Regions from separate parts of the Homo sapiens genome. Here all the other regions are linked to region 2. A link is a loop called in an ENCODE intact Hi-C map of the cell type or tissue named here. Cell type or tissue: endothelial cell of umbilical vein. All regions are shown on one strand. Region 1 has its middle 100 kb from the start of LINC02530. Region 2 overlaps EDN1 (endothelin 1). Region 3 has its middle 48 kb from the start of LINC02530. Region 4 has its middle 81 kb from the start of LINC02530. Region 5 holds the start of LOC105374931 (a long non-coding RNA gene).

What was found. Peaks named below come from ENCODE experiments on the same cell type or tissue, not always from the same donor. Only the 100,000 strongest peaks of a DNase experiment are listed, where the experiment ranks them.
Region 1: a loop joins it to region 2, with 5 times the contacts of the local background. A loop is called at or near these places in 12 of 110 quality-filtered maps.
Region 3: a loop joins it to region 2, with 6 times the contacts of the local background. A loop is called at or near these places in 3 of 110 quality-filtered maps.
Region 4: a loop joins it to region 2, with 9 times the contacts of the local background. A loop is called at or near these places in 16 of 110 quality-filtered maps.
Region 5: a loop joins it to region 2, with 5 times the contacts of the local background. A loop is called at or near these places in 9 of 110 quality-filtered maps.

The regions. Positions count from the first base shown.
Region 1 is chr6:12,481,869-12,486,868 of GRCh38, forward strand. No RefSeq gene overlaps it. Among named protein-coding and RNA genes, the nearest start is that of LINC02530, 100 kb to the right of the region's middle. RefSeq lists enhancers at 1,587-2,786, 1,826-1,905. In endothelial cell of umbilical vein, no CTCF peak of the experiment used is centred here; DNase peaks (open chromatin) are centred at 2,053 and 2,473; H3K27ac peaks cover 2,375 bases.
Region 2 is chr6:12,296,091-12,301,090 of GRCh38, forward strand. EDN1 (endothelin 1) reads left to right here. Exons shown (of 5, transcript NM_001955.5): 5 at 1-1,104. Among named protein-coding and RNA genes, the nearest start is that of EDN1, 8.2 kb to the left of the region's middle. In endothelial cell of umbilical vein, no CTCF peak of the experiment used is centred here; DNase peaks (open chromatin) are centred at 1,691, 2,241, 3,181, 3,911 and 1 weaker place; H3K4me3 peaks cover 872 bases; H3K27ac peaks cover 3,123 bases.
Region 3 is chr6:12,534,595-12,539,594 of GRCh38, forward strand. No RefSeq gene overlaps it. Among named protein-coding and RNA genes, the nearest start is that of LINC02530, 48 kb to the right of the region's middle. In endothelial cell of umbilical vein, no CTCF peak of the experiment used is centred here; DNase peaks (open chromatin) are centred at 2,027, 3,047 and 4,427; H3K27ac peaks cover 3,911 bases.
Region 4 is chr6:12,501,933-12,506,932 of GRCh38, forward strand. No RefSeq gene overlaps it. Among named protein-coding and RNA genes, the nearest start is that of LINC02530, 81 kb to the right of the region's middle. In endothelial cell of umbilical vein, a CTCF peak has its summit at 2,627 (motif pointing left); no DNase peak of the experiment used is centred here.
Region 5 is chr6:12,390,732-12,395,731 of GRCh38, forward strand. It overlaps LOC105374931 (a long non-coding RNA gene), which reads left to right and starts at 4,743. Exons shown (of 3, transcript XR_926488.2): 1 at 4,743-4,783. In endothelial cell of umbilical vein, no CTCF peak of the experiment used is centred here; DNase peaks (open chromatin) are centred at 1,940, 2,580 and 3,650; H3K27ac peaks cover 2,296 bases.

The DNA of each region.
Region 1 (5,000 bases), 190 kb after region 2:
TCATAAAATAATTGATGATGATGAACATATGTTCTATTAAAGCTATGGAGGCTTCAAAACCCTGGCAGCTGAAAAAAAAAAAAAAAGAAACAGTAACTCAAATTGTAAAAAAGGGTGAACAGCAGATGGTGAAAGAGAACAAGTCATAGATTTATTGAGGATGGTGTGACATGCAGAAAGCTGATGGCTGCATCTTCCCCAGTGAGGGGTGGGGAGAGAGAGTGAGGCAAACAAAGCTCTAATTAGTGACCTTTTATTCCTTATTAGCAACTTGGACCAGAGCTTCATGAGTGAGGCTGTTGAAGGAAGCGTTATTGGAAAAAAGCATAAGGACAGCGAGGGAAGCAAGTATTGAGAAGAAGGCAGAAAGAAACCAGCTCACAATCTAGAACTTAGCTTTCATCATAAGTGTGATGGGGAGTTATTGGGATCTTTGGAGCTGGCTTCTAATAAGATGTGAATTACATTTGATGAAAATTATTTTAGCAGTTATCTTCAGAATGCATTTCAAAGAGGGATGCAGGAAGTCAGGCTAGGTGAGATTTTGATCATCTGAGTGAGAGCTGATTATATACTGTTGTTTGTAACAACAGGGGTGATGGGGAAGAAAGCAAGAATCCTGAAGATGTTGGCATGAAGACTGAACAGAACAACAAAACATGAGGGAAAGTGAAATGAAGAGACAAAGGTGATCCTGAATGCACAGGCACAGAGGGGCCCCCTATAGGACAAGCTGTTTCAAAGGTTACTTAGGATAATTTCTAAGAAGAGGGATAGGAAACAGTATCATCCACTGTTTTATAGTTTATTCTTGCCTGTCTTACAATGGTGGCAGAAGGTTACATGCTCCTATGACAGGTGTATAAATTAATCAGCACCCTAAGTTCCTGATTTCTTGCCCACCTATCAACAAAGATGTTAACGAGCTGCAGAACTTTTAATTTGCTAATGAAATACCATTCTGCATAGTTACAGCTTTAGCTTTCATGGTCTTTAAAATCTGTATCTCTTTACCACATCTCATCTTAAAGTGCGTAAAATTGTGCACTTCCTTTGTATTCATGAGAGTTCACACTACTCATAGTGTATTGTTTACCTTAATTACCAGATTATAGAACCAAATGAAGAGCTATTTTTAAAAGTAATAATAATAACAAAATATCAATACGTGCTCAAAGAGGAATATCCCAGCTTGGGAGTATGTTCTCTCAACCTTTTATAGCCAGACAAGAATTATGAAAATTTCTCTTCTCTGAAAATGTTAAGTTGCACTAGCTGACAGTCTATGCAGCGAAAAGAGGAACAAATTAGATACAGATGACCTGGTTTACTCTCTGAGCTTTGCCATTCTTTAGGATCCAAGACCTTAGGAGAGCTACACGAATATGTGAACAACACTTTCCACCTCTGCAAAATGGGATTTTGCTTGTAAGGTTTGTAGGAAATTTCTTTCTCTGGTCTAAGTACCAAGTGGCAGCTATTATTACTGTTACAGTTTTTGTTGTTCTTCTTATCGTGCCATTGGGCTATATGACATTTTTTGGAAAGGGCCAAACTCTCAGGTCTTAGATCTAGGCCTATTCCCTAACTCTAACTTCAGGTCACTTGATTTTTAAGGAAGGTTGAGAAAGGAACAGATTTATTTTGGTGAAAGTGCTTCATAAATTATAAAATGCTTCGAATGACAGCAGTCTTTTAATGGAAAAAATTTGTTAGATGTGCAGAACTTCAGATATAAAAGCAATAGATGGTATTGTACAGCAGTTAGGACTACAGTTGATGATCAATAATGACCGATTTGGATAAGAACATATTCAAGATTCTCATGTGTTTTATGGATTTGGACTGAAATCAAGAAGCTTCTTCCTCTGAGGAGAGCATCTCGTGGGTTCTTGGGCTCTTTTTCTTAAAGCAGTGGTTTCACTTTCCAGTTTGGTCCTCAAGCCATATGTCACCTATGGGCAGCAGCTCTCCTTTCAGATAAGCAGTCTACAAGCTGATATTTTTGGCAGAAAACCACCTTCTGGGTAATAGGTCTGGTATCTGGAGGATTCCTGTTTCTGCTGTCGTTCGCTGACCTCACCTCTCTTCTGTGACTAAGTCTGTATTCACCGCTGAAGTGCATGCTTCTTGGGGAGAAATTGTGGGTACTTCCGGTTCCCCCTGTGACTTTGTGACTTAAGCAGCAGAAGCATTTCATACCATGGGTACATGCTCCTTCCCATTACCTCCCTACTGACAGGTGCTGTCAGAGTTAGAAAGTTCTGGAAGCTCCTCAAAACATAGACTTAAAATAATAATTATAATTAATAATAGCAATTAACTTCCATCACAGGTTGAGTCACCTATAAGAGATTGCATGGTTAAGTTTCTTTTAAAGTCACCTCTTAACATTTCCTTACTTACTCAGCCTCACTCATCTTAAAAGGTAAGTCGCATTTAAAAGAAAATATTCTTAACTTGCGATAAGAGCAGAGAGAAGTTTTCCTGTCTTATATTTAATGCATGTAGATGACTGGTATTCACGAAGTTAATTTTTTCTTTAAGCCACAAAGAAAAAAAGTGGTGCATGTTTTCTAAAGAAGACCGGTATCTGTAATTGTGTCAATACTGATATTTTTGCTTTTAAATTCCTTCAATATTCAAAACGGTAGCTTATCTCTATGAAATGTTTCCTTTTTCCCTGTCCAATAACACATGGGTGGGAAGTTCAAACCTTTGTACTTTTTCTTTGAAGCAATTGCCCTAAGCCGGGAAAAGCTCTTTCATCAGCAAGAATTTTGAGTATTTTCTCTTTCCTCCTGATCAAGTTTAAGGTGTGTGCTCATAAACAAGATACGCAACTGTCAATAATCATCTTTTCAGCAAATAGAGCCAAAGTTAATTTATTAAACCCGGCAAGCTGCTCTCCTAGTTTTCTTCCCCCTGTGACATACTGTCCAATTATTTCACATTCTTGTAGTGTAAAATAAACACATTGAGTCTGTTGAGATACTGCTGTGGTTATTTATTTTTCAAAATTTAATAAGGAGGAGGATGACCTTTCCTCTTTGGACAGGAAACAAAATCAGACCTAACAGTGATACATTATCAATTTTCACAACCATGAAAATATTCCAGAAAACAAGCAGTTTTCTGTGCACTCAGGTGACTGCAAGCTGGCCAGTGAAGCCAGAAAGCCCAAATGCCTTCTAGATCTCAATTAACTACCCACTTACTTGAAAGGTTTTATTGACTATAATTTTGATAACGATGCATAATTATATCAACTTTCTTTCCTCATCGAATTCTACTACAAATCCCGGGCCGAAAGGGGCACATGAGTCTGTTCTTGATGAACAGACAGAAAAAAAGAAGACAGAAAAAAAGAACTTGAAGAGTCTGAAAACAGGTTTAGCTGAGGCATGTGCCATGGTAAATTTGCTTTGTGAAACTAAGCCAAATACGTTTATTTTCCTACATCTGCATTTCTCATAATGTCGCAGGTAACATAAACAGGTTCTCTCACCCAACACTGTAATAACGATGGAAATCAATGATAAAGTTAAAGACAACTACATCTGCATATACATACCAAACGAACAAACAAAAATCTGTCAGCAATCTTGGGGGTAACATGAGGCTTCTGGATTCTTCTTTCCTATTTCTCTACTTGCATTCTTGGCTTTGGCGTAAGTAGAAGAGCTTTCATAGCCAGAGGCAGAACACTGGTGTGTGTGAGTCAGTCAAGGGCAGCAACGTTTGAAGATTCAGATGCATAACGATATTTATAATTGAAAAAAATCTATATTTCATACAGATATTGCAAATTCCGTGGCAAAAGGGAGAAAGCAGTTAAACAAGCAGGGAGACAACATACAGCTCTCCTCTGAGAGTTGAAAGAAAAAAATATTTTTTAGGATCAATCCTCAATAACCTCCAATTTTCATCTTTACAGATTGTTAGCTTGAATCACAGTTGTTGTTTAAAGAGGACGGATGTTGGGGAGAGGAATGGTTACTGATTCCCAGATTTTTTAAAAATGCAATGCAAGGAGAATTCTGAGGAGGGAAGCACAATGTCTGGATTCACTATTTTCCCCTCTCCGGGTGGTGGCTTGATGATGAGAAGATACAACCCTGTCATCATCACTCTCTTCTTAGGACTTGCAGCAGAAAGCACTCTTCTCATTGTAAGCAAGCTTCATGAAAATTAGCCTGGAAGAAAGAAGACTGGCAAGATATCGGCCATACTGTTGAAATTGAACCCTGGGAAACAAAGATATGTACATACCAAAGTCAAACTTTTACTAGGAAGGTTTGGATTGTCAAGGCTCAGGTGTGATATTTCAGTCTTGGTCCTATTTACTTAGGATGCAATTCAGAAGGTTAAAGTTGGCCCTGGGAGATCCAATAAAAAATATACCTGAGTCCAAATTAATCTAGATCTACAATTATTACTTTTAATTCATTACTATTATGGATATATATATATGTTAGGAATTAGCAGCAGAGTGAATCAGTATGATATTTTAAGGATTATGCTTTTATGCTTTTAAATTTTAGATAATACATTTCCTAATATTAATTTTAAAACACTCTCTTTGCCATGCTGTTAAGAATTCTACTTTTTTTTTTTTCATTTTTATCTTCCTAACTTCTTATTGTGACATTGTTGGCCAGATCCTAAATAATTTTAGATACAAGCAAAAGTTTCCTTGTATGAGTGAATAGAATGCTAAGTCTCTTTGGAAGTATATTTATACATTTTATTGTAAAGTTTAATTTTGATTGTGCATTTGTGTTTGTGCTTTAGATTTCAGGATTATGGTAGCTTTCCTACCCAAGTATTGGCTGAAACAGCCAATACCCTTCTTTAAAAAATTTCTGTAAACAGGTTTCTACACATTGCTAACATGAATAAACAACTTTCCTTCTACCTCCAAGTTCGTCATTTCGTCTGGCAGTCATTGAAAATTACCATATGTTGGGGGTTGACACCGAGACAAAATATTCAGACTG
Region 2 (5,000 bases):
GCCATAGCCTCCACGGAGAGCCCTGTGGCCGACTCTGCACTCTCCACCCTGGCTGGGATCAGAGCAGGAGCATCCTCTGCTGGTTCCTGACTGGCAAAGGACCAGCGTCCTCGTTCAAAACATTCCAAGAAAGGTTAAGGAGTTCCCCCAACCATCTTCACTGGCTTCCATCAGTGGTAACTGCTTTGGTCTCTTCTTTCATCTGGGGATGACAATGGACCTCTCAGCAGAAACACACAGTCACATTCGAATTCGGGTGGCATCCTCCGGAGAGAGAGAGAGGAAGGAGATTCCACACAGGGGTGGAGTTTCTGACGAAGGTCCTAAGGGAGTGTTTGTGTCTGACTCAGGCGCCTGGCACATTTCAGGGAGAAACTCCAAAGTCCACACAAAGATTTTCTAAGGAATGCACAAATTGAAAACACACTCAAAAGACAAACATGCAAGTAAAGAAAAAAAAAAGAAAGACTTTTGTTTAAATTTGTAAAATGCAAAACTGAATGAAACTGTTACTACCATAAATCAGGATATGTTTCATGAATATGAGTCTACCTCACCTATATTGCACTCTGGCAGAAGTATTTCCCACATTTAATTATTGCCTCCCCAAACTCTTCCCACCCCTGCTGCCCCTTCCTCCATCCCCCATACTAAATCCTAGCCTCGTAGAAGTCTGGTCTAATGTGTCAGCAGTAGATATAATATTTTCATGGTAATCTACTAGCTCTGATCCATAAGAAAAAAAAGATCATTAAATCAGGAGATTCCCTGTCCTTGATTTTTGGAGACACAATGGTATAGGGTTGTTTATGAAATATATTGAAAAGTAAGTGTTTGTTACGCTTTAAAGCAGTAAAATTATTTTCCTTTATATAACCGGCTAATGAAAGAGGTTGGATTGAATTTTGATGTACTTATTTTTTTATAGATATTTATATTCAAACAATTTATTCCTTATATTTACCATGTTAAATATCTGTTTGGGCAGGCCATATTGGTCTATGTATTTTTAAAATATGTATTTCTAAATGAAATTGAGAACATGCTTTGTTTTGCCTGTCAAGGTAATGACTTTAGAAAATAAATATTTTTTTCCTTACTGTACTGATTTGGAATCATTACTGAAATTTGTAAGGAGTGGGCCAACGTGATTAAGTACCATAAAGGCAAATAAATGGTTAAAGACGGTTTCATAGAAAAGTGACAATTAGAAGGATATTACGGTCTAAGCTAATTATATAAAGAATTTTATCTGTATCTTAAATGTTGATTTTATACTGCATTGAGGTAAAAACACAAAACAAAAAAGCAGCTTTAACACCTCTGTCTTCTCTTGGGTAGCAGCCTCCTGCTTCTCCTTCACCTGAAAAATTCTCCAGGGACTTCATCCATTAACTTGGCTCAGGCTATTAGGCAGGATTCAACAGTTTAAGCTGATGGTGTGGTGAGAGATGCTTTATCCATATTAATGGACTGAAGGAAGTAATGGCAAGACAACCCCCCAAAACATACCTAATTATACAAAGTTATATACCAAAGTTGCTTTTAGAAAATGGCCTGCTCAGAGCAAGTAGAGGTTTCCAATGGCTTTTTATTTTCTCACATTAAGGATGTTGTTTCTTAAGGAACATTGAGTACCATTGCTTCTTCGTGATAGCCTAGGACTGGCCGTGTGCCCATGGAGGTAGAGACACCAGGTACTGATTCTAGGTCCTCTGCCACAAAGCACCACTTCCTCTCCACTTTGCCTTGGCTGGCCTTGTCAGCTCACTGGAGAGCACAGTATTGCAATTGCAGTATTGCAAATGGTCACTACTAACTGAATTCTCTAAGAGCTTGATTAGCCCTCGAGAATCTTCCTTGCCCTTCTCTAATAGTGTCTGAAGGAATTCCTGGCATTTAACAAATATTAGCATGTAGTGATCACTGTCGTCCTAACAGTGACACATCAGAAGGATTTCAAATAACAGTCTTCAGGCATGCGTAATCAATGTCCTGTGCAGAGTCTCCGTCCTCATTGATCCTCATTTTTCTCTTTAAGGCACAGTCCAATGTCTTTGGGGAATTGTTTATAAAGCTTACTTTATCCATAAACTGTTTCTCAGTGCGTGACTCTGAAGAAAATTTTGAAGTTTTGCCCATGTTGACAAGGTGCTTGGTCTGAACTTGGCCAGTATTTAATCTTGAGCAAACGATTCAATTTCCTTCTATCGTGAGTTTTCTCATCTATGAAACAAGGGAGTTGAGGGGAGTTTCTTTCATACCTCTGAGAAAGAGTTTGAGATTACATAAAGAAGTTGAAGTGGCATGAAAAAAAATAAAGATCTGAGCTTAGAAGACATGGATCTAATACATTTAAGAGGAAGTCAGAATCAGAGAAGCCACTGAACAAAACAGTCCAAAGGACAGCATAGTAAGTCAGATTGATGAGTTTTGGTTGGGTTTTTCATCAGTCAAACCCTTGAGCCCCCCTTTCCCATGCTTCCTGCTTCAGTATCCAGTAGGAAAAATGAAAGGGATGATGTAGACACTCTAGGGCATGAGGATTTGCAGTAAATAAGTTGGGAGACTCACAGAAAATTAATATTTTTCAAACATGAAGACGAAACATTCAATTATATTACAGTCCACATCAGCTTGAAGGGTAAACTGATGGGATGGTCTGTCACATTTCTTGCTCTGTTTCCAGTAAAAGCATGGTTTCTGGAAACCCACTTAGGACAGCTTTCTCTCTTTACACTGATAGCCCAGGCAAGCTTTGATCTCAGAACTCCAGAAACCAGAGAACTCTAGGTGGAATGTGGTAACTTTTGCCAGGGCAGAGGGAACACCTACTAATAGGTACTTCATTTGCACCACCAGAGATTGGCATCTTTTTTGATGGATCCACTGGCTTTGATACTGCCTGTACTCCCCCAAAACACAGCTTGGGTATTGGACTAATCTAGAGCTCCCTCAGGAGAACTCTTGCTGACATTAAGAAAGAGCAACATTTTGTCTTTCCAGGTGAAAATCCAAGGCCCAAAAAGGGAGGTGACTCACCTAAGATCACAGAAGGAGCTGTAGCATCTCTGGAGCCTGAACACTTAAGTTAAGCACGACTATTTCAGCCAGAGGGCCCCTGGAGGTCTGCAGAAACAGATGCCCAGGCAAACCTTGCTAGAAGGCTCTGGGTACTAAAGCCAAAATCAGTCTTTCTGAAAGCTTTGCCTCCCAGCCTTGTAGACAGTGCTAGCAGACCCATCCCCTCAAGAGGAAAGAGAAGAAATGCAGGGGAAGAAAAAAGGACTATAAGGAGGCTATCTCATGGCATCGTTAAGTAAATGTCTATAGGATAAAATAGAATATAACCAAGAATTTTTAATTATTATTTTTAGACTTTACTCACCAAAGAATCTATCTGAGTGAAGGGGGAAATCTCTCGGTCAGTTCTCTTTTTTTTTTTTTTTTTTTTTTTTTTTGAGATGGAGTTTTGCTCTTGTTGCCTAGGCAGGAGTGCAATGGCGCTATCTCAGCTCACCACAACCTCTGCCTCCTGGGTTCAAGCGATTCTCCTGCCTCAGCCTCCTCAGTAGCTGAGATTACAGGCATGTGCCACCATGCCCGGCTAATTTTGTATTTTTAGTAGAGACGGGGCTTCTCCGTGTTGGTCAGGCTGGTCTCGAACTCCTGACCTCAGGTGATCCGCCCACCTTGGCCTCCCAAAGTCCTGTGATTACAGGCGTGAGCCACTGTGCCTGGCCCGGTCAGTTCTCTTTTACTCTACAATGCAAGGCAGTGGTCTGCTTTTTTTTTTCCCCCTCTCTGTTTCTAAGGTCTTGAAAATGCCTGTTTTCACATTTAAGTTCTCAATGTGTAAAACACTGCTTTCAAGCTTATGTTCTTAATAGAGTCCCTTCTGCATTGGCTTTATCTCACCTTTATACTCACAGTTCCTGGGGACTTTGGGTCTGGAGCTCAGAATTTATCTACTGCAAGTGAATGTTACACATTTCACAGTAACCTCTCATCTTTGTAGATAATTTGGTTTCCTGTAGCTTTTCACATCCTTTCTCTCATTCGACCCCTACCCTCACACAACAATCCTTTCGGGAAGCTGGAACCATATCATGTATCCATCAGCCAACCAAGGAAAGAGACATATCGAGAGGGTGAGTGACTCATCCAGAGTCCAACATCAGGCAAATAGCAAGACCAGAACCCGGGACCCCTGACCCTTTCTTCTTAAACTCCTCCAGAGCCAAGGGGATACACTGGACCTGCAACTTGGACTAACGTAGATTATTTCCAGCTTGTGAGTGAACTGTGAGTGGAATGAACTTGTTCTTATTCTCTTAGGAAGATCAAAGCTCCGTATGTACCCTGAGCCCTAGTTTTGAACGTCTCTGTCGTATGATTATTTGTTTACTGCATCATTCTTGTTATGACAATGCATGGTTGGCAGAAAACTTGCTGGCATTTACAAAGCTTGCCTCAAATCTGGTGCCATGAAGCCATGACAACTTCATTGACAACTACTGGCCACAGAGCCAATACATCGGAGGAAATAGAGTGATGAATGTGATGGCAGCGGCCATCAAATTTCCTCAAATCTTGGGCAGTAATCAGAGAGAGAGCTAGGGCTGGTGCCACTAGGTAGTAAAAAGAGAAGGGCTTCGGCCTTGGAGACAATGAATGATGGAAATGTTGGGTCCCAGGGATGACAGGCTGCCCGTAGCTCAGAAAGGCAGCACATCGGGAGTCCGGCATGCAGTTTTGCCCGTTTAGAGTTTTCTGGGTTTCTGCATCCTATTGTTATTTTTCACATTCCGAGTCATTCCAGTCCCCTTCTGTGTAAGTTGCTGTGGAAGTATCCAGGGCTAATAATCACAATATTAAGCGGCCATTGACATGGCATGGGCACTGACCAATTAGAAAAAGCTGGGACAGAGCTGTTGGGCAGGCTCCTGATAGACTCTGGCTGGGCTAGGTCTTCAACCTCCTGATGTTGGCCTGTAGGG
Region 3 (5,000 bases), 240 kb after region 2:
GTGACATTTTTATCTTGCAAAATTTGCATCTTCCCTTTTTGGCAGGTGAGATTGATGCTAGATGTAAATTTCTGTGGTCAGAAGGAAGCAAGAACACACACCTCCACTTATAATTCCCTAATGACTAATACTGAGAAATCTTTTCTCTTCGACAAGGAAAAAAAACACTCTACAACATAAAGAAAGAAAATCTCATGCCACATGGCTTTATAGATTCCAATCATACCTTCTTTGATTATTTCTGCAGCAGCATTTACATCCTGAAGGTGATGGAAGCCTTGCATTTGTGTCTTGGTGCCATGGGGAGCCTCTGTCTGGAGCCTGTGAATTTCTAGAGGCCCTTCAATGCATGGAAGACCCTCTAAAAATTACAGCTGCTAAAAATGGGAGCAGATTCCCTACCACTGGGGGCATCATGCTGCAAATTACATGTCTATCCAGAATGATGGATGGTAGAGGGCATGCGTACTTTAGTTAGGTAAGAATATTGGAGAAGACAGTATCTAAAGTTGCTTCCAATTTTGGTATCCTGTGGTGCAGTAGAAAAGTAACCACAGGGATAATGGAGACTAAATAGAATAAATTAAAAGCAAGATAGTAAATTCCTCTCTAATCCCCAAGACTAGAGGTTAGAGAAGGCAAGCAGAGCATATTGAACAAGTGTGATTTTACGTAATGGTCCTTACCCAATAAGGAGTGGATTGAGTAGGAAGAATTAAAGAGTGGTGTTTTATTGACATCTACTCCTTCTCTATAAATTGTATTACATAGGTGAAAGTAAGTAAGAAACCGAATGGCTGCGGAATCTTCTCTCCCATGTTTTCCAAAGAGTATGATCCACATATGAATGCCTGTGTGCGTACATATATAGAAGGTGACCAATGGCAGGAGTCGCACTAATGGGTTGACTCGTTTAATGGTTAATTTGTTTTTGGAAACTTCCATAAGAACCCTCTAAAAGACACTCCAGAAATAGTAGAACAACAACACTTGGGATAAGGGCCTTTAAACTGTGTAATTATTTGTTCCATGTCTAGAAAATATTATAAATCCCCTCTTTCTCCCCCTGTTAGAGGGAAGCTGCAGGAAGATTTTGCAAGCATACCCGGATAAAAGCCCCCGTACAGTCACTTATGTGCACTTCTCTATAACACTGGAGGGAATTCAGTTTTATGTCTGCAGAGCTGCTGTTGCCAGGGAAACAGAGGTCCTAGTCAGAATGCAACTGAATTAAGTCCCAGTGTGCCAGTTACTGGGTCTTTTCATTTGCCTACAACATACATGAATCTCTTTATGTCTAAGAAAGTTATTTTCTTCATATGCATCCATTGCACACACAGCTTTGTCAGCAAGATCCAGACAGAAGACTGTACCTGGTTACCTGATTAGGACTGTGGGTGACAGGAGAGAAAACAAAAATAGAGAGTAGACCATCCCACCATTGGCCAAGAGCAGATGGTGTGAACTGGCCCTTTCCACTGAGTGCCTTCTGGTAAGGAGTTCTCCAGAGACCAAGGAGCTTTACCATTGTTCCTCATAGGTATGCATCTCATCTTCCAGGAGGGCATCACTCTTTCCTATGACTCAGGTAAACTCAACATGGGCCACTTTGCAACTAGAATTGACACAAGCTGTGGCCACTCGTCTGAATTCTCTGGCTCTCAGCTTTTATTGGAAGGTCTCCAGAAACAACCTAAATTCTTATTGTAATTTCAGGTTTGTTCCAACTCAAACAAGTTACCTGAGTGATTTCTAGAGAGTATGTGAGCTGATGCAGACTAGATTTGAGCTGTTTTAAGTTCCATCAAAGTCCTAGTGAGATAAACATCCCATTTGTATAATCCTGAGTTCATAGGTATCAATAACCTAGCAGACCAATATTTGTGTGTAGATTAGTGCCTTTCGAGGAGCCATCTGTATCCAGTTTTTGTTTTATTGGTGGTAAGTTTACCTGACATTTTTAGTCACGATATACAGGATGATGCAGAAAATATGCTGATATGGTCACCCAAGAAAAACCGGAAACATGGTAATTTCCAACGTGCTTTCTTTAGGAAGACAGGAAAGAATGTGGTGAGTGTATATTTATGAAGGCTCGTTGTATGCACTATTTAGTTTTTGAGTAAAGACCTTAAAGCTTAACTCTCCAGAAAGCTTCATGCTCTTTCTCTACTCTGTTATTATATCTCTACTCTGCATGATATTAATATTTCCAGATTTTTAACTCTCTGCTTAGCGTTTATCTAAGGTTTATTTTCTGCCTTATATAGTACTGGTAAACTAGTCCCTTGAGGGTTCTTCTTTTCACTTGTTATTCCCATTACCTTTTCATTGCATTTGCAAAAGATATTCCAGGACACATTTTAGGCATTTCCTTGCTAATGTCTTGCTTGAAAATAGCATATTCTCAAAGGAAACCCGTTTTACTTCATGAAGTATAGAGGGGTCATTACCTATTCTGATAGGCTAATTCAGGTTTGGTTGTGTTAAAGTGGCTCACGTGATCAAGGATTTATAGATGCTGATTTACTCTGAATGTTTATCCCTTATTCTTATAGCTGAGGCTGTTTGGCCAGGTCATTTAACAACGCCAAAATGATTGTTTAAAGCAAGACAATGTACTTATGTGGTGGTGTGTGCAATGTAAAGCCCTAACCTAGAAGATTGACACTTAAGACTTGACAGAAACATTCTTTTTGCAGCAAAATAAACAGTTTTTTCTTCTCCTAGATAAGGTAGAGCACTTTTTTATTAATCCATATGGTTTGTTCTCTTGCATAGGAAACCACTAAAGACAACAATTTTCCAGATCTCTTCCTCCAAGTTTTCATTATCAATAAATGCTTGTGATATCAGCTGAGGTTTTTTAGCCCACACATCCGGCTTGTATCTTAATTGCAATAACTTCTTGTCACAAACAGCCAATGTAGTGATGTATGGAAAAAGTGGATTTTTTCCTTGTCCCTCGAGTCTGCCCTAACCCCCACCTTCAGCCCCCTCTGCCTTTCCCCCATTCCCAACCTCACGGAGCCCGGAAAGTCTTTCAGCATTCCTGGAAAGTTACATAAGACACCAGAAGTAGATAACATTGTATGTTTCCAGTTTAAAATGCAGAATGTTTATGCCTGTAAGGAGAGAAGAATGAAAGAATGTCCCTTTCGGAAATCATATCTGAAATGACTGGGGGGCTGACAAGTGCTTCCCTTACAGTAAAAATAATGTTTAAGGACTTGAAGTGTTTTTTACTACCTGGTAAATAGCAAGTTCTTTGTTCCTTAAGTACAAATCCTAAGCACCTAAAAGCCCATATTACAGCCAACTAGGCTGAGCATTCCAAGTTCTTATTTGAGGCAAGGGCAGTAGAAGTGAAATTTTATTTTTTATTTTATGAAAGTATGTATGTATGTATTTATTTATTTTGAGATAGGGTCTCACTCTGTTGCCCAGGATGGTGTACAGTGGTGAGATCACAGCTCACTCTAACCTTGAACTCCTGGCCTCGATTGATCCTACCACCTCAGCCTCCTGAGTAGCTGGGACTACAGGCACATGCCAAAAGACCTGGGTAATTTTGTTTTGTTTTGTTTTGTTTTTGAGACAAAGTCCCGCTCTGTTGCCCAGGCTGGAGTGCAATGGCACGATCTCGGCTCACTGCAACCTCTGCCTCCCAGGTTCAAGCAATTCTCCTGCTTCACGCTCCCGAGTAGCTGGGATTACAGGCACGCACCACCACAACTGGCTAATTTTTGTATTTTTAATTGAGATGGGGTTTCGCCGTGTTGGCCAGGCTGGACTCCAACTCCTGACCTCAGGTGATCTGCCTGCCTCTGCCCCCTAAAGTGCTGGGATTACAGGCATAAGCCATCACACCTGGCTTTTTTTTTTTTTTTTTTTTTTTTGTAGAGACAGGGTCTCACTGGGTGCCCAGGCTGGTCTCAAACTCCTGGCGTCAAGTGACTGTCCTACTTTGGCCTCAAAAAAGCACCGGGATTATGGGTGTGAGCCACTGCCCCCAATTCCCAGTCTTCTTTTAAGGGTATGGAGGGCAAAGGGTTGAGGACGAGAGTCTTGGCATGGCATGAAAGAAAGGCAAGCCAGGTTCCACTGTTCGCTTCTGATTATCCCTCAAATGCCTAAATCACTGCTATGGAGAGTTTGGTCTCCCCAAACCCAGAGTCTCAATCACATAGACTGCTCCCGTTTGGTGTGGGACAAACCTTCTGAGAACAGAAGCCACTGTGCTACAATTTGGAAGAGGAGAGCATTTAGTTAGAAAATGGAAGCACCAAAAACAGAGGTTTGATGTATAAACATATTTGCCCAAATCAACATACCACACAGAATTGGCTCTTCCGTGGCCTCCTGACCTTGCCCTTCCCTTCAGTGAGGTCAGCACGGAGACACGCAGCCCCGTGGCTGGTTCCAACACACTGCAACGGTCTCCAGGGCAACACTGGCTGAAGGTCATTTCGGTGCTGCCCAATTTCCAGGAAGCGGCTGTTCTCTGTGGTCTGGCATCGGGGTGGAAAGTTTAACCTGAGCACAAGGGGAAGGTGGTTGGTTTCTGCAGACTCTGCATTCTTTTCTCTGGTGGGTCAGATTTGTGAGCAAGGATTGGCTCCCACCTAGATAGTAAATATTTTTGAAAGGTCTGTGGAGTGTAGACATGACCTTTGCCCAATGGACTTACCACCCATCTGGATAAGTAGCAACCAAAGGAAGATGCCGAGCATCTCTGCTCCTTTCCTTAGAAGGGGAAGTGACTTGAGAAATGGAATGAATTAACAAGGAATGAAAAACACAAAAGGGTTTAGGGCAGTTTCTTTCCCCTGTCCCTATTGGCCCCTATTCTTATCATTTCTTTGTGATGTTGCTGATTCTAGTTTACTTTTTGAAACGGAATTATGCCACGGGAGGGGTGTAGGTCTGCTGATACTAAAATAAATGCAGGGTTTAGCAATAACTCTCTTCACAGCAATGACTCCTCTTTATTTTAAATA
Region 4 (5,000 bases), 210 kb after region 2:
AAAGAAATTATCAACAGAGTAAACAGACAACCTACAGAATGAGAGAAAAGTGTCACAAGCTATGCACTGACAAAGGTCTAATAACCAGAATCTATAAGGAACTTCAACAATGGAACAAGCGAAAAACAATCCCATTAAAAAGTAGGCAAAGGATATGAACAAACACTTCTTAAAAGAACATACAAGCAGCCAAGAAGCATATGAATAAATGCTCAGTATCACTAATCATCAGAGAAATGCAAATTAGAACTATGATGACATACCATCTCACACCAGTCAGAATACCTATTATTAAAAAGCCCCAAAACAACAGATGCTGGTAAGGCTATGGAGAAAAGAGAAAGTTTATACACTGCTGGTGGGAATGTAAATTAATTCAGCCACAGTAGAAAGTGATTTGGAGATTTCACAAGGAACTTAAAACAGATTTACCATTCAACCTAGAAATCCCATTATTGGGTATATACTCAAAGGAAAATAGATTATCATATCAAAAAGACAGGTGCACGTGTATGCTCATTGCCATATTATTCACAATATCAAAGACATGGGATTGACCTAGGTGCCCATTAAAGGTGGATTGGATAAAGAAAATATGGTACATATACACCACAGAAAGCTACGTGGCCATAACAAAGAATGAAATCGTGTCTTTTGCAGAAACATGGATGAAGCTGGAGGCCAGAATACTAAGCAAATTAACATAGGAAGAGAAAACAAAATATATCATGTGTTCTCACTTAAAAAAAGTGGGAGCTTAACATTGGGTACTCAGGGACATAAAAATGGGAACAAAAAATACTAGGGATGAATAGATGGGGAGCGAGAGAGGAGGGCATGGGTTGTAAAACTACCTATTGGGTACTATGCTCACTACCTGGGTGCAATATATCCATGTAACAAATCTGCACATATACTCACTGCATCTAAAATAAAAGTTGATTTTTCTAAAAAAAAAAAAATAGGAAAAAAGAGAGCATGTCGCAATTCTCTGAAGACACCAGGCACATCCCTACCTTGGGATTTTTCCACTTGCTCTTTCTTTAGCCTGAAACATTCTGCCCAGATACCATCTGGATCCATCCCTTGCTCCCTTCCTCCAAGTCTTTGCCCAGAGGGCACCATCTCAGCCAGGCCTTCTGGCATAACCCTATTTAGAAGTGCAGCCACCAACCTCTCCCCACTACCAAAGTCACTCTCTTTCCTTTTTCCTCCTTTATTTTTCTGCATTGCACTTATTACCATGACTTCTGTTTGTTTGTTTTACTTAGTTACTTGTTTTTGTCTGTTTTCTCACAGGAGAGTATGCACTCCATGAGAGCAAGGGTTTTTGTCTGCTTTATTCACTGTCGTATTTCCGTTACCTAGAGAAGTGACCCGTACACAGTAAGTTCTTACTTACTATGTCTTTGTTGAAGGGAAGAATGACGAAATGAATGTGGGGCCTGGAATTGTCTAGCAATATTTCTGGATAAGCTATAAAGCAAGATAGTACTCTTAAGGGGAATCTTTGTCTTTGATGCCTGTCCTGCTAATAGCTTGCATTAGAATGTAACAGTTGTCCCAGGGATAGCTAAGGAAAAGAAGAGACTGAGAACAGCATTTATTTTTATTTATTTATTCATTTATTTTTGAGATGCAGTCTCGCTCTGTCACCCAGGCTGGAGTGCATTGGCGCGATCTCGACTCACTGCAGCCTCCGCCCCGCAGGTTCAAGCAATTCTCCTGCCTCAGCCTCCCAAGTAGCTGGGATTACAGGGACACACCACCATGCCTGGCTAATTTTTGTATTCTTAGTAGAGATGGGGTCACACAACATTGAACAGGCTGGTCTCCAACTCCTCACCTCAGGTGATCCACCCACCTCGGACTCCCAAAGTGCTGGGATTACAGGGGTGAGCCACACACCCACCCGGGAACAGCATTTATTAAAGTGTATCAGACAGACTCTGGGGAGTCAAAAAGCTCCATGTTTGACACTGTCTTGCCATATGACCCTGGGCAGTTGGTCAACATCGCCAAGGCTCAGTTTTCTTACCTGTAAGATGAGAATGAGGGTACCTGCCTCACGAGATTGCCATGATTATGCAATGAGATGACATGTGGCACACAGGAAATGCTCAGTAAATGTCGGCCTGCATTGATATGCAGCAGATATTGAGATAAGCATTTAATGTACATAATTATGCTTAATGATCACATCAGTGTTAGGAAGCCTATAAGCTCTTCCCAACATGTATTCTGTGAGTCTCCCAATAAGTCTGGACAATGCTATGTAATTCATACCTCCAGTGGAGGTTTATCTTATGCAGTAATGCATCAGGAACGTCTGCAATAAAAAGCCCCGTTTAACTTTAATTGGATTTAATCAAGCATTACCCACAAGATGCTTTTCTCTTTTTACACAGCACTTATTATCATTATGTGAAGATGGTGATTTCAGTAAATGCCCTTTAATAGAGACAGAATACACATTTTTTTTTTCCATTTAACAGATGAGAATGCTGAGGCTCAGATAAGTTCAGTGCTTTACACAAGGTCACAGAGACAACAGTGTAAGTGCAGATATGCTAACCCTGGTCAACCTGATTCAGGAGACTAAGCTTACCACCACCTCACTCCACACAGCCCCCTAGTGTCTAGCTTGATTATGACTACTGCATAGAATGATGACCTACAACGCAGCTGCACTTCTAGACTTTTCGAAAATTCAAGACCAACTGGAAAATGAATTTGAGATGAGATTGTATTCAGTGAACCATAAAACCCCCATATTACATGAACTCTCTGGCTTGACCATGATTTAATGCTAATGATGATTTTCTTCTTTCTGATATTTCTGTTGTAGGCAGGCAAACAAAAGTAAGGCCATTATCTAAAACATGTATGAAAACAGCAGAATTAGCTTACAAAGAAGAAAACACAGAGAATCAAATTAAAATCAATTAATTAGAAACACATTAGTACAAATATGAAATCTGAAGCTATTTTTCTCTTGTCAAAGAGAACATTTGAAAATTTCAATACATTGAGTGAGGAAAGTTGATCTTCAAAAACGTTGTAGGTTTCAATTGTTAGTTACCCAGGGGTGATCTTAGACAGAAATTCCAGCTAAACAGGCAGCCTTGGTTACAAAGAAACATGGCTTCATGTTTGGAGACAATGCTTACTTGGTTTCTGAATCGAATCAGCCCTAAATTCAAATTTTCTAACTATTTAGTCCATTTTTAAAGTCTGAGGCCATGGGATTCACAGATAAACAGAGAGAAACTCAGAATTTTGATTGGAAACAAAGGAAAGAAAAAGTGCATAATAAATAGGGAAATCATGTTTGAAGATAAAGAGCCCTTTATTCTCAACTTCCAATAGAATTTCCAAGTATTTCCAAGTAGGGGTGTACAAAAGGGACGAGACAACCCAGATGAGACGAGATGCCAGAGCAACATCCCAATTGCAAATTGTATTTGGTGCCAAGACAAATCATCATCTCAATTTAGATAAGTTGGAAACAGTTTATCTCCCTTTTATCTAGCATACTATATGAGACAAATAAGACTGGAAAGGGTGTCTTAAAAATTGGACCACGTATCGATGTAGCTCAGTTTGTTTTGCAATACTAAGTCAGTGTCCCTTAATAACTACCAAAAGAAGGATTGGTAGAAATACTCAAACTGTCATTGTCATTTGTCTGAACTATGAGAAGCATACCCAAGTTCTTATCTCAGCCCCAGACTGATCCACATGGGCTTCTCTCGAGACCTTTCATGTTTACTTCCTTATTTGTTCTGCTGGTTAAGACAGCAGACATGTCAGATCTAAGCAAGGCTTCCTGGGCATGCCTTCGTGCAGTGGTACAATGGCAAAATTACTATTCAGGTGATTATCAGTGGCAACATGAACACTGATTTCCAGGAAGAACATAACATTTTCCTCTGTACTATTGGCCAAATCCAGGGAATGGGACACAAGTGCTTGGAGAGTGATTTGTAACTGTCAATAACAGCAAATTCTCCTAGACTTCCCAACACTCAGATGAGTAGCCCTGGAGTACTGTCAGGAGAAAGGCCTTCTTTATATTCTTATGGTGTTTTTAAGGGATAATCGCATGCACATTTTTAACATGTTACTCTTTTTAAGATAATTAAAGACTTTGATTTTGCCAGAAATGCATTTGAGGCAGGCCTTACGATATCAATCTTAGAGGTTTGGAGGAGTCTGAGTGTCTATGTTTAGTGCAATTTGTACACATTTTGAACAAGGCAGAACTATTTATTTTGAGATCTCAATGTTTCCAAGCAACCATGCACTACAAAATATTTTAGAAAAGTCTTTTGGCAATGGCTAATAAGAATTTTCCATATGTGTGAATATGCATAGCGACAATGGGCATAAAAACGCATTTCAACTTCTGCCACTTCTTGGACCTGATCTTACCTTAGAAAGAAGTAACAGAGATTGAGCTGCATGCACAGGCTTGTTGCAGATAGTATCTTAAGACAGCCAACTATTTTTTTTCTTTTTTGACATGTGAAGTGATTACACATGATATAAACTGCAAAACCAATGCTGTAGTTTTTCTCAAGAAGGTATATTTCTAAGTTCATTTTTGTCAAGCAGTTAACCTTCTGGGGAAAGTGCCCTGTAGGCTAAACATTTTCTGCTCTTTCTCTAAATTCTTTAAACAAATGAAAATGCCTACTTGAGATTGTCTATCAAATTCTTTCATAATCAAAGGGATAGGTGGGGAAAGAGGGCATGAAATGAATCACTATTATTTATTAGTATATTTACTTGGTACTTGCAGGTGGCATTTCTAGAACTTGCCTATCTGGCTGACAGAAAAATTGAGTTGGACAATACTGTTTCTCCATTATGGGAGTCATGAAACTTGATACTTTGATGTTGGTTGTTAGGGCAACTTCCAGTCAACTGGCAGGACCTACCTTTCGGGGTTAACTTCTGGTTTGTCTGTACCTCATAGAATTGGTTATATTATAATT
Region 5 (5,000 bases), 95 kb after region 2:
TGAACAGCATCTTACTCTTCAGCAGCTCCTATAGAAAACCAAGTTATCAATGAGCTCCTAAATAATTGGTATCACTTTTTACTGTTTCTGATTTTTCTCAGGTAGAGACACTAGTTATAGGATATACAATCTTTATTTTGATAGCATTGTTGGATTGACAGAAATTCAACTTGGTATGATATCATGCATGTATTTGAATTTTTTTAAATAAAAAAATTCCTAAATGTAATGATACCTTCATAATTCTGATGCAAGAGCCCTTTAAATTCTGTGTTAATGGAGAAGTATGACTGCCTTCTATGGTAATCCATCAATAATGAGTTGTTATATATTGAAATTTATTATGTGGAAAGAGTTTTCTTGCTAATTTTAATATCTTTGAAGGTAAGAGCTATGTTTAATTTCTCTTTCTTCCCTTACAACTTTGTGTTTGTACATGATAGATACTCAATAAATGTTTTTTAGTTAAATGATAGAATCAATCAATAAATGAAAGATTGAATTAGAGATGAGTATTAAAGACATAGACTCTGTCTCTAAGAACTTTAGAATGTAAATGGGTAGACAAGGCATAGTTTAATAAAGACGTAAACGTGGAATAGTAAGTGTCAAGCAAGTGGTACAGATGATAACTTTTAATGAAGTCCAGCAGAGGAAAGACCTCAGGGTAAAAGTTGAACTTGAACTATACATTAACAAATTAGTAGGAATTCAGTAACTCAAAAAGATGTTAGGATATTACTCGCAGGTACTCCTAGTGATAGAAGAAAAAACCTAGAGATGAAGGAACATTAGATGTGTTCTTGGGATTGTGAAGAGATCAGTTTAGGAGAGGAAGAAAAATAAAGGACATGGATGAGAAATAGGAGTGGAAGAAGAGATTGGAGTCACACTGGGAAGTCTGCAATGCCAAAGGAATCTGGACTTTATCCTATAGGCAAGGTTGAACTGTGTACAATTACAGAATTCATTCCATCATCAACAGGTACTTATGAATTCCAGGCAAGACGCTAGAGACACAAGTTAAGGACATACATAGACACAGTGCATGCCATGGAAGTGATAGGTCCAATGAGTGTGTGATGAGAGTGTGGTAGTTGAATCTATCTAGGCTGACTTAGCACGCAGGGCTGCTGGGACCAAGCCCTGCCTTTTGCTTTGGATATTCTCCACTGTTCCCAGATAAAGAAAATGATGGCAGCATGTAGACCCTTTTTCCCCACTGGAGCTGAAGTTCTACCAGAAAACCTTAGCAATGCTAATTATTAGTGTTTATGAAGGCTTCTGAATCTATCATAAGACATGTAGGAAATTTCTAAATAATTTTCAAGTTCCTCAAAAATCACAGGGAAAAGTTGCCATACTACTTAATACTTGACACATGGAACATGAATATTGTTTCTCCTTCAATCAGAACCTATGATAGAAAATAATTAAGATTTCTTTATATTTTAGTGACTTAAAATGAAAATGAAAGTTTAACTGTTAAAATGAAAACATACAGAGATATTTCATTATTTTTACCCCATATATGGCATGGCAAGAGCCAAAAAGTAACCAATTTAATTTTTGGCAATGTAAAGAATTATCATGGTATTTTAGTATATGTGCTGCTGAGGTGAGTACTATCACGGTATTTTAAATACACATGAAGACACATGCGTCTTCATAACTGTATGACCACAGTCTTTTAACTTTCAAGTAAGAGGAGACTAAATTCTACCATGTTTGCAGAGGAGGTACCTTGGCCCTCACTAGAAATTTAACTTTCTTTAAACACGAACTTCAAGCAAACGAATCTATTCAGAATTTTAATTTGGGTGGTGGGGGGGGGTGCTTTGCTTTTGTAAGAGAGCTTGATAATCTTTCCCTGTTGAGCTCCTCAGTCTCCCAGGCTCCGTGGAGCTGCAGGATGTCATGCACTTGGACAGCAGCCACCTTGGAAAAATCTAAGCAGGCATAACTTGGTGTTAATGACTTTGGTAGCTTAGAGAAATAAAAAACGAGGAGCAGGTCCTCATGCAAGGCCTACGGGGGCGAGGTGGTTTTCCTCTTTGCAGTAAGGTTTGCTCTTTGTAAGAATGCTCAGAGTTAGATTCCTGCTCCTGCTCCAACTGGTTCAGGCTGACAATTGTGAAATGCTTCCCTGCCTGTCCTAATCGAAGGCCCACAACCAGGACCACAGAAGCAACCTTGGTTTGTGATGGACCCTTGTCTAAGGATCAGGTTTCCAGCATCATTTTCTACTTGCAGGTAGTTTTACCTGAATTTCTTCTTAGCTTTCCAGCATTTCCCGTGCCTGGGCCTCAGACAACTGTCTTCCCAATAACCTATGACTGACCTCCTTGGATCCCTGGTTTCTCCCTTGCTCTGACCTCTGCTAAATCCATATGCTGCAGATCTTTTACCTTGACTACCTGGCTCCTGACAGCTGGTTCATGCTTGCCTCAGCCAGGAGTGCAGACTCATACAGTTGTCAGATTTGCTGGTTGGGACCTAGACTTTGATTTCCTTGCTGAGCTGCTCTCCACAGACACCATACAGCTGTAAGACCTTATTCAGAAGGTTATGGAGTCACTTCCTTGGGAAGTTTTCATAAGAAAGGCTGAACAAACTTGCTTAGATAGTATGAGTCTAGCCTTAGACACAACAGCAGCCTTCTAATTTTATGATCCTTACCAACACTCTTACTACAAACCATACCGTGCCATTCTACAAACAATTTCTGTAAGTTGCAAAAATTTCTGACAACCCTATCTCAGGTTCAATTCCAGGTCTCCCTCACATAAGATGTGTCATGTATGTATGGATATAGGTCTCACAAACACTAAAAGAAATGTCAATTTAGGGTAATATATAGAAGCCAAAGCAAAAGACACACAAAAAATGAAGGCCTTATATTCTTCTCTGTCAATATTTCTAGTTAGAAATCCCAATTGACAACACTTATCATTCATTTTACCTTTGGAGAGATTTCTGAGTACTTCCAGTCTCTTTTATTTGAATTATTTTGGCTTGCTTTTTATTTAAGGGATAGAAAAAAAAGGGGGGCATTCTGAATTAAGCCTTCCCACATACATCTGTGTGAGGGAGATAGGTATCCAACATTCCACAGGTGATTCTGTGGCCAAAAAGCTTCAAGAGGGGAGCATGTCTTGAAAACACAGACAAGATGAGTCAATATCAGACATCAGAGACCAGGAGTCCCCTGCTCATGAGCCCCAAGGCACTCCATGGTGGGATGTGAAGAAGCCCTCCCAGGTGAGGTGAGGCAGGCAGTGGGATTTGGCTGAAGGAAGCCTTTCTCTGTCTCCTGGTGTGCTGACTTAGTGCACAGGGCTGCTGGGCCCAAGCCCTGCCTTTCATATTGGACATTTTCCAATCTGCCCAGATAGAGAAAACAAACAATGGCAGCATGAAGAGGGGCCATCTCCAGGTAATTCATCTGACTTCCAACTGTCCAGGGTTCTCCCATCAGAGCTGAAATACTACCCGGCAGACTGGCCATCAGGCAGCCGGACCTGGATATTTCCTTCAGCAGTGCTAATTCCTAGTGTCTTTACAGGAATCCTGACCCAGAAAGTCACCTCAATAGGTAAGAGGTTAAAAAAGCACAAACAGGGGAAACAAACTGGGTGATAAAAATTCTTGAGCCCTGGGGAGCTCAGAAAGGGGATTTGGAGCACAATTCACACTTGGGCCAGCCAGCTCTGTTCACGCTGATAAGTTGTTTTTTGAGAAAAACAAATGAATTCATATCTGATAAACCAGCACATTGATAATACCAAATTCCTTTTCCCTTTCTAAGGCTCTGTCAGGGAGGAGGGATAGATTATTTTTGCTGTGCAGGGGCAGAGAGGGTGGTAAGATTTACTGTAGATGCTACACAATGAAATATTTTTTGGTTTAATCAGTTTTGCAGGAATTGTACTGTTAAATGTCCCTTATTAAGAAATACCTTTATGTCCCCGTAAGAGTATTAGAATGACAGTTGATAAAATCTGTTTTAAAAGTGTTCATTGTTCCCATCACAAGTAAGAGCACCTTGGTTGATCCCAGGAGAGTTTTGATAAATTTTTATGTTTTTGAGGGGTTAGACCAAGTGCTGTTCCTCCTAAATGGTATTTTCTATTGTATATACATGTACATAAAAATTATTCTCCATGTCACCATCCTCAGACACCTAGCAACCAGTGACCCCCTCTCAAACAAAAAAACAAAACAAAACAAAACAAAAAAAACAGAGTCAATAAATTAGCCTGGAGCTGCATTCTGAATGGTAGCTCTCTAGCACTTACATCCATGAGTACTTTACTACATTCGTTAAAAGGTAGAACGCAAGTCAAAAATTCCTGAATAATCTACTGGCTGTAAGCAGGACATATGGAGCAGAAAGAGAGCCCGGTAGAATAATTTTTTCTTCTCTCTGGGTATTTTGAAAATTAGTTTCTATAAAAGATGATGTTTAAGCTGGGTCTTAAAAAGTGGATAGGAAATAGGCAAGTGGAAGTACTCTTCCAAATACACCTAGCACAGTGTATGCATGCTCAATTATTTAGTCATGCATTTATTCAGTCACTCATTAATTCATTCAGCGGAAAAGCTCAATACACACTGAAGATAGAATTCTCAGGCAGATAGACTTGATTGTTTTCATCACACAAGATAACGTAGTCACTTGGCTACAGAGAAGTAGACAATTATAATACAGTGATCAATACTATAGAGGACAAAGAAAGAGAGGCAGGTGCTTCAGCAACAGAGAGTAGAAGGGCAAAGAAAGGTAGGCTCTGTCTTCTACCCTGCCCCCTTTTCAGCCCTTCCTCTCTAAAACACAGAGAAATGTTCTCTTGTCATTGTTTTCATAGCCACGTATCAACTGATTCCTCGGAGTCCCTTAGGAGAGTATCTGATATGATTTTGGCCAAAATATTCAGAATCAAGGTTATATTAATCCACCTATTTTGTTCCCTTGAGTCTAAATTAATGGGTCTTTCTTA